2 separate regions of the Mus musculus genome follow, and region 2 is linked to region 1. Evidence: chromatin loops called from intact Hi-C (ENCODE). Cell type or tissue: left cerebral cortex. All regions are shown on one strand. Each heading gives the region's core, and the rest is flanking DNA. Links, peaks and the distances in the headings are about the cores only. Region 1 overlaps Cachd1 (cache domain containing 1). Region 2 has its middle 40 kb from the start of Gm46888.

The links. Peaks named below come from ENCODE experiments on the same cell type or tissue, not always from the same donor. Only the 100,000 strongest peaks of a DNase experiment are listed, where the experiment ranks them.
Region 2: it touches region 1 in a loop (4-fold over the local background); 27 of 42 quality-filtered maps call a loop at or near these places.

Annotation. Positions count from the first base shown.
Region 1 is chr4:100,989,395-100,992,309 of GRCm38, reverse strand. Cachd1 (cache domain containing 1) reads right to left here. Exons shown (of 27, transcript NM_198037.1): 22 at 2,815-2,915; 23 at 1,335-1,486. Among named protein-coding and RNA genes, the nearest start is that of Raver2, 78 kb to the left of the region's middle. In left cerebral cortex, for the core only: no CTCF peak of the experiment used is centred there; a DNase peak (open chromatin) is centred at 1,195.
Region 2 is chr4:100,727,731-100,730,645 of GRCm38, reverse strand. No RefSeq gene overlaps it. Among named protein-coding and RNA genes, the nearest start is that of Gm46888, 40 kb to the right of the region's middle. In left cerebral cortex, for the core only: a CTCF peak has its summit at 1,566 (motif pointing left); a DNase peak (open chromatin) is centred at 1,577.

The DNA of each region.
Region 1 (2,915 bases), core at 154-2,653:
GAGGTGTGGCCTCCTGCAAGCACAGACAATACCCCTCTGGAGTATATTTGTGTGAACGGTGCCCTTATCTGGTTCAGCAGTAACACAAGAACTCAAACCCACAGCCCCGTAGGAGAGAATATAGCCTCCCTTCAGTCAGGGTAGATGTGTAGACATTTAAAAGCAAGATACAGGGCTGTAGAGACAGCTCAGCTGTAAAGAGCCCTGACTACTCTTCCAGAGGTCCTGAGTTTTATTCCCAGCAGGCACACGGTGGCTCACAACCATCTGTATTTGGAATTGGATGCCCTTTTCTGGTGTGTCTGACGATGACAACAATGTACTCCTATATACAAAATAAATAAATAAACCTTAAAAAAAAAAGCAAGATACAGATGGTCCCTAATTTGTGATGATTTGACTCATTTGTCACCTTCATGATGGTAAAAAGTAATGAAGCATTCAGTAAAAATGGCTTGGGCTTTGGAATCTTGGGCTTGGAATATGGAAGATAGATATTCTCTTGATGCAGGTTATGGCAATTCCCAATCAGCCCTGGGCTCACAAGGGTTAAAAAACCAGCACTCTGTGGTGAACTGTTCTGTTAAGTTATTTAACATTCAGCAGGCTGAGTGTATTAAAAAACATTTTGACATTTTTTTTTCAACCCATAATAGGTTTATGGGGTCACAACTGTATACCAAGATGAGAAACGTCTACATTCACTAGTGGCTTAGATACGGTGACTCAAATTTGCCAGCTAAGAGCAAGGGCATGCTGCTGATTCTGGGAAGACACTGGAAAAAAAAATCCAATGATAAATAGAGTCTTTGGTAGTATCTTCAAGAACTGGTGACCTGATCCCAGGGGGCTCTTCATATGGTGTCTTTGTCCATACCCTAAGCTGCTATAGCAACCCTAAGCAGCCTTGGCATCTGCTGACCTCATTGCCCTAAACAGTGGTGGGTAGCTGAAACCTTGTAAGGTGGGAAGGGGAAAGGGAAGGCTCGGGGATGAGCTAGCACACCCCAGGCAGGCCCTGTGCTCTGACAGCTGGGATGCACATCCAAGCGGACTCGAGTTCAGCCATGTGGAAACCAGGCCAGAGTTTCTTAAAGTCAGCTTCATGGGAATGAATTCCAGGCTTGCAAAATTTGGCAGCATGGTTGGCTGCTCACTGCACAGAGTGTGTAGCCAGCTCTGAAGGTAATTATCTGCCTTGGGTTTTTTTAACTAAGGATGACTGGGCAAACGAATCAGGGAAGCTGGGCAAAGGATGATTAATGTTGGTCCCAGGATACAGGCAGAAAATTGCATTCAAGAGTCAAATCACCATGGATCCCTAGTCAACATACCGATGGCTCCCATGTCATCAACATAGGGACTTTTGGCTCCCACGATCCCCCCGAAGCATTCTTTCTGGGGCGCACAGTAGGATTTGTCCAGGTGAGTCTTTCCATCACTGTCCACCACACACCATTCGCAGTCCAGCACACCGAAACAGTCCCTGGCAGGTTGACAATGTTTAAGGAAGCAGTATGAGCGGGAGGGCGGGTAAGTTGGCCTTTAGTCAGATCTCAGGGCCCCAGCTTTACTCCAGCTCTGAATGGCTGCCTGTCAAGCCCCTTTCCTTGTCAAGTGGGGAGAGCAGTTTTTAACCTGAGGGTGGCTATTGCATGCCTCTCGGCCACAGGACAATGAGAGAAGGCCAAGTATTCTGAGTTACCTTACAACCTCCACGTGGGAATTAGTGTGGTCTTATTCAAAGTCATCTCAGAAGATCAAAGGCAAATGGCCCCAGGGTTGTTTGGTTTTGGTCTAACATGCCCCATGTGAGTGGTCATTATGTTGGTTTTTGTTGGAAAAGGAAGAAATAATAGACAAATACATTCAGGAAAAGAGTAGTCAGTCTGTTTAAAAGAGCTTTCCTAACAGCCAGTCTCCTGAGCCGCGTGCATAGTGAGGCTCTTAAAAAATTACACTGGTGGCAATGCTACCTGCTCCTAAATGTAGCGTGACAACCCATGTTAATCAGTGCTTGGGTGACCCTTTCCTCAGCTCAACCAAAGACGAGGCTGACATGCCCTCTGTGCCCTCGCTTGGCCTGATCCACATGGTAACCAGCAGGCAGAGGGAGGGAATTCCCTCCTCCAGGTCTGCCATAGCCTCTGCCCCATGCCTAGTCCAAAACACCCAGAGGGGAGCAGCCTGCTGCAGGGGACACAGGGCTGGTAGTTCTCAGAACTACCCTGGAGCAGATCTGTTTTCGGAGAAGGGAAAACTAATGAGTTCTGCAATACTTCCCAGAGAAGCCTTGATGGCTGCTGGGTCCTGTTTGGAAGCCCAGATCCTAATCCCTTGCAACATCTCTTGCACTTTGCTTATTGAAACAAAATGACCTCATACACACAGCAGAGGCCCTTTTCAGCCTAGAGCAAGAGTCAAATACCTGTAACCAGTGGGAATGAAAGAGTTCATCTGTGAGACATAAGGCTCATGGTGTAAGAACCATACTAGCGCCCCACAAAGGACATCTCCTTAAAGCATGAAGGATAGGGAACCAAGCACTGGCTGCAGAGGCTCAGTGGGGTTGCTAAGCACTGATCTCAAGATAGTCTCTCCCTCTCTCTCTCTCTCTCTCTCTCTCTCTCTCTCTCTCTCTCTCTCGTGTGTGTGTCAGTTCTTGATACAGGGTTTCTCTGTATAGTAGCCCTGGCTGTGCTGAACTCACTTTGTAGACCAGGCTGGCTTCACGGAGATTCTCTTGCCTCTGCCTCCCGAGTGCTGGGTTAAAGGCATGTCCCACCACACCCAGCTTTCAGGAAGGTCTCTTACCCACTTTCCATCCTCTGGTTACATCTGCTGTTGACACACTGCTGCAGGGCATCTTGCAGGCCTGGGTCGATAGCCGTGTATGTCACTGGCTCCTGGTGAAC
Region 2 (2,915 bases), core at 151-2,650, 260 kb after region 1:
GCAAGTTGGCCTCATTCCAGAGATGCAAACTTGGTTCAGCATTCACATATTCATAACTGTAATTTAGTACATAAGTACCCATAGGGTTAGAAACCATAGAGCGTATCAATTTATACAAAAAAAGGCCTTCAGTCAAATTCAATGTCCCTTCAGAATAAATGCTTTGAGGAAACAAGGAGTAGAAAAAACATATGTCAAATATGGTTTTCTTTGTAACTTTTTCTTGACCTATCATTAGAAATATTCTAGGCACTTTGTCTGTGATTTCCAATTTAATTCCATTGTAGCCAAACTACATACTGTGTTTAACATCTACTTTTTGGCTGTGCTACTGGGGTATTCAGGGGTACCTGGGTACTCAGGAAAAATATGTAAAGTGAAAACATGCGACACTCGAGGCTTAAATAGACACACTTCATTATGTGCAAATAACTCTTGAAAAGAGAAAAAAGAAGTTGTGAGTAGGAAACCTGAAGAGCCACCCCATGTAAATGTGTGCAGGACAGCAGTCATCAGGTCAAGCAAGTTTATTTGTCTGTCTATCTATCTATCTATCTATCTATCTATTTTTGAGACAGTGTCTTTCTATTATGTAGCTCTGGCTGTGCTAGATTAAGCCAGGTAGACCAGGCTGGCCTCAAACTCCCAGACATCCACCTGCCTCTGCCTCCCAAGGGCCACTACACATCTTAACCATAATTAGATCCTACACCACACCTCTTAGATTAGAAAGATGAAGTGACAACATCAAAGGTTGAAAAGTGTTACTATGAGTGGAATCACATCCCACCAAAAAAGATGCACCTCTCCTGTGTGTGAAGAAAGTGGTTGCAAGATGGAACTGATGAGGACATTTTGGCTCGAGGGAGCCCTACAATCTAACCCATTCTGTTTTCATAAGACGCGTGGCTGATCACAGGACATCAGGAGGAACATCACATGAGGATAAAGGTGAAGATTAGAGTCCTGACCTCCAAGCCAAAGATCACCAGGAGCTACCAGAGCTGGAACGGACCCTCTGCTCCTCCAGGTTTCAAGGACAGCATGGCTTTGCCAACTTCTTGTTATTGGACTTTTAGGATCTACAGCTGTGCAGCAATAGAAGTTTATTGTTTGCAGCCACCCTGGGGTTGCAGTGCTAGTAAACACAGGTGGGAAGCAACTGGAGTTCTCTTCTACCACTGGCGACGGTTTTAAACAGCCATTTCTCATTGAGGTCAACAAACGCTCATGCAAACCCAGCAGTTCTGCTCTTAGGTATTTATCTAAGGGCAATGAGCTTCCCATATTTGCACAAGATGGTTCATTGTGAGTTTTGTTGTAACAGGCACAAACCAGAGCTAAGTAAATGCCCGTGGGAGGAAGGAGGAGACCAGTATTTGTAATCCTGGATTTCACTGAGGGATATTAAGGATGAGCCATGCACAAGTGCAGCAGTGTTGATGAGTTTCAGGAGCTGTTTGCAGCTACAAGAAGTTAGACATAAAGAAACATCATTTAACTGAATAGTAGGACAATCAAAGCTAATCTCCTTTGGCAGAAGTTGGAAAAGTGGCTCCCTCTGCAGGACATCTTAGGAAGAACCATTAGGAAACACTCTAGAGGGAGGGAAACACCGCTATGTATGTATGTAGGCATGCATGTATTTATTTATTTATTTTAAGATTTATTTATTATTATATGTAAGTACACTGTAGCTGACTTCAGACACACCAGAAGAGGGCATCAGATCCCATTACAGATGGTTGTGAGCCACCATGTGGTTGCTGGGATTTGAACTTAGGATTTTTGGAAGAGCAGTCAGTGCTCTTACCCACTGAGCCATCTCGCCAGCCCCCTCCGCTATGTATTTATTATACTCTAAGGGTTAGACCTTTGCTTTTGTGTATTTTAAGTGAGTATCCATGGTATTCAGCTTTTCTTTCCCCTCTCTTATTGGAATGTGGGAACAGAATCTACGGTAGCTATGATGACGTCTGTGAACAGTAACTTTCTGTTTTTTGTTCCCTTCTTTCTTTAGAGGTAATCGGCTAGAATATATGAAAAAAAATAGTTTTATTGAGTGAATTGTCACTGGATAATTTTCCCCAGAGACGATCATTTTTTTCTATTCCTCTCTGTCTTTCCCTTAGTTTAAACCCACCCTGGATAAATCTAGGACAAGTGGTATGGCTTTCCAGTTGTGCTTAGATAGCAAATAGTCTTGTTCCAGCATTTCAAAAGCCCATGCTAGCCTAAGAATCACATGACTTCAGCTTGGTCCAGGGTAACAATCAAACCTCAAACTTCCCCCATGTGAATGTCTGCCCTGTGTGTGTGCCTGTGCTTGGCCCTGGCTCCTGGCTCAGAGGTCACTAAGGATCTAGTCAGCTCCTGGTCAGATTTGCCATCAGCTGGGCTGTGTGCTTAGTCTGTGTTCAGTCACTGGCTGCTTGTCTGACATTTGTCCAGAGGCCAAGGATAGCAAATCCCACTGCCCAGGAACCAGAAGGGCAGCACCCAGCATGCGTTTCTCTCCGGAGAAGCCTCCCACCACCTTCTGTAAATCCTCTACTCCAAGACAAGATCCTTCTGTCCACCCTGATGCCTTGCTCTGCTGTAACAAAGTTACACAAGGTTCTTGGCCTACTGTGGTTGTTCTCAAGTGACACAGCAAAGTCCCTTTTTTTTTTTTTTAATTTAACATCTTACATAATTAATCTCTTTCCTCTCCTTGTCTCTCCTATATTTTTCCTGTTGGTTTTGTCACAATGGGCTTTGCATTTCAGTTATTTTTGTCCATAGCTGACTCCCTTTAGGAGATAATCAAGCTGTTGGAGATTTCACTTTGCCCCCTGCCCACAGTTTAGAAGGGTGCAAATGTGGTCAGTATCAAAGACCGAACAGGTAGCTAACCAAAGCTGCTCTCTCAGGTC